Regions from separate parts of the Homo sapiens genome. Here regions 2 and 3 are each linked to region 1. Evidence: read pairs that join two places in POLR2A ChIA-PET (ENCODE). Cell type or tissue: OCI-LY7. All regions are shown on one strand.

Region 1 (2,500 bases):
AGTTCCTCTTGTCTATCTTCATTTTCTCCAGGAGGGTGGAGATGACCTCCCTGCAGGGCTGGGCATCCTTGGGCAGGAGCACCTGGAACTGCTCGGTGAAATCCTAGGTTATTTGGGTGGAGAAAGGAAAATCTAGGTGAGTGTTCTGGCCAGCGATGAGGAGACAGAGATCTGGTGACCCTGGTTAAGGTGAAGCTGGGTTTGACAGGAATGGTAATGACAAATCTAAAATTTCAGGCTTTCAGAAATAGTCTGGGCCGGGTGTGGTGGCTCACACCTGTACTCCCAGCACTTTGGGAGGCCGAGGTGTGTGGATCACCTGAGGTCAGGAGTTCGAGACCAGCTTGGCCAACATGGTGAAACCCCATCTCTACTTAGCCGGGCATGGTGGCAGACACCTGTAGTCCCAGCTACTTGGGAGGCTGAGGCAGGAGAATCACTTGAACCTGGGAGGCGGAGGTTGCAGTGAGCCAAGATTGCGCCATTGTAATCCAGCCTGGGCGACAGAGAGAGACTCCGTCTTAAGAAAAAAAAAAGAAATAGTCTGTTTTTTTTTTTTTTTGAGACGGGGTCTCACTTTGTTACCCAGGCTGGAGTGCAGTGGTGTGATCTCAGCTCACTGCAGCCTTGACCTCCTGGGCTCAAGTGAGCCTCCTGCCTCAGTCTCCCTGGAAGCTGGGACTACGGCACATAGTCCTGTAGCCACCATGCCCAGCTAATTAAAAAAATATTTTTGTAGGGACAGGGTTTTGCCATGTTGCCAAGGCTGGTATCGAACTCCTGAGCTCAACCAATGAGACCAGCCTGGCCAACATGGCAAAACCCTGTCTCTACCAAAATTAGCCAGGAATGGTGGCAGGCGCCTGTAACCCCATGTACTGGAGAGGCTGAGGAAGGAGAATCACTTGAACCCGGGAGATGGAGGTTGGAGTGAGCCGAGATCACACCACTGTACTCCAGCCTGGGCGACAGAGCAAGGCTCTGCACCACCCCCATCACACACACAAAAAACCAAAGAAATGGGTTCTCAGCTGGGTGCAGTGGTAAATGGGTCACGTGACCCAAAGTGCTAGGATTGCAGGTGTGAGCCACCATGCCAGGTCAACAGTCTGTAATCTTTTTTTTTTTTTTTTTTGAGACGGAGTCTTGTTTTGCCGCCCAGGCTGGGCTGCAGTGGCACAATCTTGGCTCACTGCAAGCTCCTCCTCCCGGGTTCACACCATTCTCCTGCCTCAGCCTCCCGAGTAGCTGGGACTACAGGCACCCGCCACCTCTCCCGGCTAATTTTTAAATTTTTTTTAGTAGAGACGGGGTTTCACCGTGGTAGCCAGGATGGTCTCGATCTCCTGACCTCGTGATCCGCCCGCCTCAGGCTCCCAAAGTGCTGGGATTACAAGCATGAGCCACTGCGCCCAGCCAACAGTCTGTAATCTTAAGAAAGACCACTGCAGATACAAGGTCCTAGATCTTTTAGATGGTCGAGGTGGCTGGGAACCACAGTCACCCTTGCAATGGGGCTTACAGTCTAGGACTTGTGGGGGAGTTAGATTGTAGCTGGAGGAACATGTTTTTTTTTGAGACGGAGTCTTGCCCAGGCTGGAGTGCAGTGGTGCAAACATGGCTTACTGCACCTTCAACCTCCCAGACTCAAGCAATCCTCCTGCCTCAGCCCCGCAAGTAGCTGGAAGTACATTGCATGCCAGCACGCCTGGCTTTTGTATTTTTATGTGGAGACGGGGTTTCACCATGTTGCCTAGACTGATTTTAAGCTCCTGAGCTCAAGCAATCTGCCTGCCTTGCCCTCCCAAAGTGCTAATTACAGGCATGAGCCACCACACTGGGCCTCTAGTTTTGTTTTGTTTTGTTTTGTTTTAAGACAGGGTCTTGCTCTGCCATCCAGGCTGGAATGCAGTGGCTCAGTCATAACTCACTGTAGCCTCAAACTACTTGGGTTCAAGTGATCTTCTCACCTCAGCCTCCTGAGTAGCTGGGACCACAGGTGCATACCACCTTGTCTGGCTAATTTTTTTTTTTTTTTGAGGCAGAGTTTTGCTCTTGTTGGCCAGGCTGCAGTGCAATGGCGTGATCTCGGCTTATTGCAACCTCCATCTCCCGGGTTCAAGCAATTCTCCTGCCTCAGCCTCCCAAGTAGCTGAGGTTACAGGTGTGCCCCACCATGCCTGGCTAATTTTTTTTTTTTTTTTTTGTATTTTTAGTAGAGACGGGGTTTCACCATGTTGGTCAGGCTGGTAACGAACTCCTGATCTCAAGTGATCCACCTGCCTTGGCCTCCCAAAATGCTGGAATTATAGGTGTGAGCCACTGTGCCCAGCTGATTTTTAAATTTTTTGCAGAGATGGGGTCTCACTATGTTGTCCAGGCTGGTCTCAAACTCCTAGGCTCAATTGATCCTCCTGCATTGGCCTCCCAAAGTGTTGGGATTACAGGCGTGTGCCACTACACCCGCCCAGAACATTTCTTTTGAGTAAATTATTATTTC
Region 2 (2,500 bases), 1.7 Mb after region 1:
TGTCCACTCCCGGCCCCATATGCACCCAAAGCCCTGCCTGCCAGGCAATCGCGAAGTCTTTACTCCAGTACTACTCTTGTATGCCCTGGAGCCCCCAACTCTCCCGGAGAGCCCAGAAAAGCTAGAAGACTTCCGCGTAACCGCCTCCGGACTCCCGTGGCTCCACTTCTTTCCCCAAAGGCCCAGCAATCTCCCTAGGGACCCGACGCAACAGGTTTGAGGCTCCACGCTTCACTTGCGGTGCCTTCTTTGGGGTGCCAACAAACCAAAACGCTTCCCCCCATCCCACTCCCATCTGCAGGACAACGTGGAGCGGGAAGAGACATGGCTGAGCGTGTGGGTGCACGAAGCGAAGGGGCTTCCCCGAGCAGCGGCGGGGGCACCCGGCGTGCGCGCCGAGCTGTGGCTGGATGGCGCGCTGCTGGCACGCACGGCGCCTCGGGCCGGCCCAGGCCAGCTCTTCTGGGCCGAGCGCTTCCACTTCGAGGCGCTGCCACCGGCACGTCGCCTGTCGCTGCGGCTGCGCGGCTTGGGCCCGGGAAGCGCGGTGCTGGGCCGCGTGGCCCTGGCGCTGGAGGAGCTGGACGCCCCACGCGCGCCTGCCGCCGGTCTGGAGCGCTGGTTCCCGCTGCTCGGGGCGCCGGCGGGCGCAGCGCTGCGGGCGCGGATTCGGGCGCGTCGCCTGCGCGTGCTGCCGTCCGAGCGCTACAAGGAGCTGGCGGAGTTCCTCACCTTCCACTATGCGCGCCTCTGCGGGGCCCTGGAGCCCGCGCTGCCTGCGCAGGCCAAGGAGGAGCTGGCGGCAGCCATGGTGCGCGTGCTGCGGGCCACCGGCCGGGCGCAGGTGCGGCACCGCGACAGCGCGGACCGGGGCTACCAGGGGTAGACCGATAACGCGCTTCGGGCAGGAGTTGGGGCGCAGGACCTGAGTTGCACCTGTAATGGGGGAGACACCTTGAAGGGGTGTGAGGGGCGTGGTCCAAGTGTCACCTGTAAGCGGCGGGGCACCTAGAAGGGCGGGGCACCTAGAAGGGCGGGGCCTGAACATCACCCGTAAGGGGCGGGGCACCTTGAAGGGCGGGACCTGAGCGTCAGCTGTGAGGGGCTGGGGCTGAGCTGCACCTGTAAGGGGCGGGGCACCTTGAAGGACTGGGCCTGAGCTTCAGCTGTGAGGGGCGGGGCCTAATTATCACCCATAAGGGGCGGGACACCTTGAAGAGCGGAGCCTAAGCTTCAGCTGCGACAGGGGCCTGAGCATCACGCGTGAGGGGCGGGGCCCAGGTTGCACCTCAGCGCTGAAAGGCTTAAATTTCTGCTGTGAGGGTTAGAGGTTCCGGCCTCGGTTATGAGCCCCAGCAGTAAGGACTGGGCCTAAGCATCAGCTACAAGGGGCGGGGCCTGTGCCTCTGGTGTGAGGGACCAGCCAAGGATCCGAATTCCCTTGGACTCTGTCTGCATCTGGTGCAACCTGACCTCCTGCCCTTCCTAGGCGCTGGTGACTGACCTGGGCACTGCGGAGCTGGCGCGCTGTGGAGGCCGTGAGGCGCTGCTGTTCCGGGAAAACACATTGGCCACCAAGGCTATCGATGAGTACATGAAGCTCGTGGCACAGGATTACCTCCAGGAGACCCTGGGTGAGCTGGGGGAGAGTCCATGTCAGCGGCCTGCTGGTGAGCTAGGGGACCTGGGTGAAGTTCTAAGAGTCCTTGAGCAACCTGGATTCTGGTAGTGAGTGGTGTTTTGGGGGTGCTAGGATCCTGGGGACAATTGGGAGCTCCCCAAGATGTTGGGTGCCTCCGGAATAACCTGAAGACAAGGTTGGAGGATGGGTGTGGCAGGTTTTGGTGGTCATGGCCCCAGCCCCTATCTGGCTGTGCTGGGCTGCAGGACAGGTTGTGCGGCGTCTCTGTGCTTCTACTGAGGACTGTGAAGTGGACCCCAGCAAATGTCCAGCCTCGGAGCTGCCAGAGCACCAGGCCAGACTTCGGAACAGCTGCGAGGAGGTCTTCGAAACCATTATCCATTCCTACGAGTGAGAATCAGGGCCCCAGCAGCTTAGCCCACCCCTGCTTACCATGCTAGCCCCGACCTCCAGTTTAGGGTGGCCAGATAAAATACAGGAGACACTCAGTTAAATTTGATGCAATAATTGGGACCATGCTTATACTAAAAAATTACTCATTTGAACCAGGCATGGTGACTCACGCCCGTAATCCCAATGCTTTAGGAGGCCGAGACAAGAGGATTGCTTGAGCCCAGGAGTTCAAGGCCAGTCTGGGCAACATAGCAAGACTCCATCTCTCCAAAAAGCTTTTTAAAAATGAGCTAGGCATGGTGGCACACACCTGTATTCCCAGCCGAGGCTGGAGGATCGCTTGAGCGCAGGATTCAAGGCTGCAGTGAGCTATGATCATGCCACAGCACCCCAGCCTGGTTGACAGAGACCCTGTCCCAAATAAAAGTAAAAATATAAATAAAAATCACTCCGTTATCTGAAATT
Region 3 (2,500 bases), 87 kb before region 1:
CACAGTCAGATACAGACACATTCTCCTGGCCCCCACTTTGATCCTTCTTGAAAAACAGGGAGGGCTTCTCAAGAGGAGGGACTTTTTATTTTACTTATTTTATTTTTTTAATTTTTTTTTTGAGACAGGGTTTCGCTGTTGTTCCCAGGCTGGAGTGCAACGGCACGATCTCGGCTCACCGCAACCTCTGCCTCCCGGGTTCAAGCGATTCTCCTGCCTCAGCCTCCTGAGTAGATGGGATTATAGGTATGTGCCACCACGCCTGGTTAATTTTGTATTTTTAGTAGAGACAGGGTTTCTCCATGTTGGTCAGGCTGGTCCGAACTCCCAACTCAAGTGAGTCACCCGCCTCGGCTTCCCAAAGTGCTGGGATTACAGGTGTGAGCCACCACACCTGGCCGTATTTTTATTTTTTGACACAGGGTCTCCGCCCTGTCACCCAGGCTGGAGTGCAGTGGCTTCATCACAGCTCACTACAATCTCCACCTTTCGAGCTCTAGCGAGCCTCCTGTCTCAGCCTCCCGAGCAGCTGGGACCACAGGCGTACACCACCACGCCTGGCTAGAGGGGGGACTTTTGATTTGGGTACTGAGATATAAGGAGGAGCTGGTCTCAATTCCCTGTTCATAGTTGGGTAAACTGAGGCTCAGAGAAGTAAGTAGTCCACTCGAGGTCCCACAGCTAATTCAGGTCTGGGATGTGAAGGCCCAGCAGGGCCTGGGGAGTCCAAGAGGGATGGATGCTCCAGGCTGAGGGTGCAGCGAGGTCAAAGGCAGGAAGAAAGGGAAGAGGGAGCGGGTCGTGGTGGCTCACACCTGTAATCCCAGCGCTTTGGGAGGCTGAAGCAGGCAGATCACCTGAGATCAGGAGTTCAAGACCAGTCTGGCCAACATGGTGAAACCCCGTCTCTACTAAAAATACAAAAATTAACCTGGTATGATGGCAGGTACCTGTAACCCCAGCTACTCGGGAGGCTGACACAGGAGAATTGCTTGAACCCGGGAGGCAGAGGTTGCAGTGAGCCGAGATCATGCCACTACACTCCAGCCTGGGAGACAGAGGGAGACTCTGTCTCAAAAAAAAAAAAAAAAAGAAGAAGAAAGAAAAGCAAGCAAGCAAGCAAGAAAGAAAGGAACGCAGGGAACGTTGGAGATGGGGGAGGCAGGACTCAACATGTTGCCTGGACCATCGTCCCAATGGCTGCCACCCCATCAGTCACAGCAGACAACTGGGAAACGGCTGTTCAATGACCAATGCCATGACCTACCCCAACCAGGGTTCCAGGGGTATCAAATGGAGGTAGAGACCCCCAGACCCAGTGCAGGTGTGTTCCAAGACATCCTGTCCACACCCGCCTGCTACTCACACCTGCTGCAGCCTCTCACCTTCCAACTCATCTCCTCCTCCTTCTCCTCAGTGCCATTGTGGATGTAAACAACGTCAAAGAAGAAATATGGGCACTGGAACATTTTCTGCAGGGGAAGTAAAGAACACCAGCCTCTGGGGCTTGGGTCACCCCGTGCCCCATGACTATAGCTCCCCCATTTCTGCCTCAGACTCTGGGAACTTACCTCTAGGCACCCCAGCCTCTGTGGTTGGAAGTCCCTCCTGGTGTCTAACCACCATCCTCATGGCTGCAGGCACCCCTCCCTCTCCCAGGCCTCACCCACCTTCATGGGCTCCGTCAAGGAGAACTGGGGCTGGCAAGGTGGACGGCTGTAGACAAGGATGGTGCGGACCACATATGGCGGGGGAATCGTCTGCACGTTCTCTGTGACCGGAAGCTCAGTTTTCTGCTGGCTGCATACCCGGGAGGAGGGAGCAGTCAGAGCAGCCTGTGGGGGTCTGCCCCTCTTATCACCCTGAGAGAGACCCCAGATGCTCACCGGGCAGGTGAGGCCCCACTGATGTCTCCCAAGTTCACTGCTGCCTGTGAGGCATCCCATAAGCGGTTCCCTCTGCCCTGAGCATGTTCCCAGCCCCACCCCTCTAAGTGCAATGGTGAGATCTCGGCTCACTGCAACCTCTACCTCCCAGGTTCAAGCGATTCTCCTGCCTCGGCCTCTCAAGTAGCTGGGATTACAGGTGGCCAGCTAATTTTTGTATTTTTAGTAGAGACGCGGTTTCACCATGTTGGGCAGGCTGGTCTCAAACTCCTGACCTCAGGTGATCTGCCCGCCTCGGCCTCCCAAAGTGCTGAGATTACAGGCCTGAGCCACTGGGCCCGGCCACCCTCAGTGTCCTGAACATCCCCCATCACTGCCGTCAGCTGGAGCTGCCTAGCAGCATGTGCATCTCCACCAGCCCCCATGCTCCCAAGACACACATAAATGAGGAATTGCTCGGGGCGAGGTAGGAAGGGAGGAGGCTTTAAGGCTCCCTAGATTACTTCTGTGCCGTTTGGAGCTTTTTCCCAGAAGTGACCCTTCTCTTTGAAGGTGAATAAGAATTTCCCCACAGGGGACTTACATGAGGCTGAAAAGTCCTTCCAGATCTGGTG

What was found. ChIA-PET counts read pairs that join two places held together with the same protein. Peaks named below come from ENCODE experiments on the same cell type or tissue, not always from the same donor. Only the 100,000 strongest peaks of a DNase experiment are listed, where the experiment ranks them.
Region 2: POLR2A ChIA-PET joins it to region 1 with 5 read pairs; 1 of 35 experiments calls an interaction of 5 or more read pairs at or near these places.
Region 3: POLR2A ChIA-PET joins it to region 1 with 5 read pairs; 10 of 35 experiments call an interaction of 5 or more read pairs at or near these places.

Annotation. Positions count from the first base shown.
Region 1 is chr19:17,188,700-17,191,199 of GRCh38, reverse strand. MYO9B (myosin IXB) reads right to left here. Exons shown (of 40, transcript NM_004145.4): 20 at 1-103. Among named protein-coding and RNA genes, the nearest start is that of USE1, 25 kb to the left of the region's middle. In OCI-LY7, no CTCF peak of the experiment used is centred here; a DNase peak (open chromatin) is centred at 1,059; H3K4me3 peaks cover 359 bases; H3K27ac peaks cover 1,946 bases.
Region 2 is chr19:15,455,636-15,458,135 of GRCh38, reverse strand. It overlaps RASAL3 (RAS protein activator like 3), which reads left to right. Exons shown (of 18, transcript NM_022904.3): 9 at 302-844; 10 at 1,490-1,634; 11 at 1,888-2,032. Among named protein-coding and RNA genes, the nearest start is that of WIZ, 6.9 kb to the right of the region's middle. In OCI-LY7, no CTCF peak of the experiment used is centred here; a DNase peak (open chromatin) is centred at 1,115.
Region 3 is chr19:17,275,795-17,278,294 of GRCh38, reverse strand. It overlaps BABAM1 (BRISC and BRCA1 A complex member 1), which reads right to left. Exons shown (of 9, transcript NM_014173.4): 6 at 2,470-2,494; 7 at 1,671-1,800; 8 at 1,386-1,472. Among named protein-coding and RNA genes, the nearest start is that of ANKLE1, 4.9 kb to the left of the region's middle. In OCI-LY7, no CTCF peak of the experiment used is centred here; no DNase peak of the experiment used is centred here.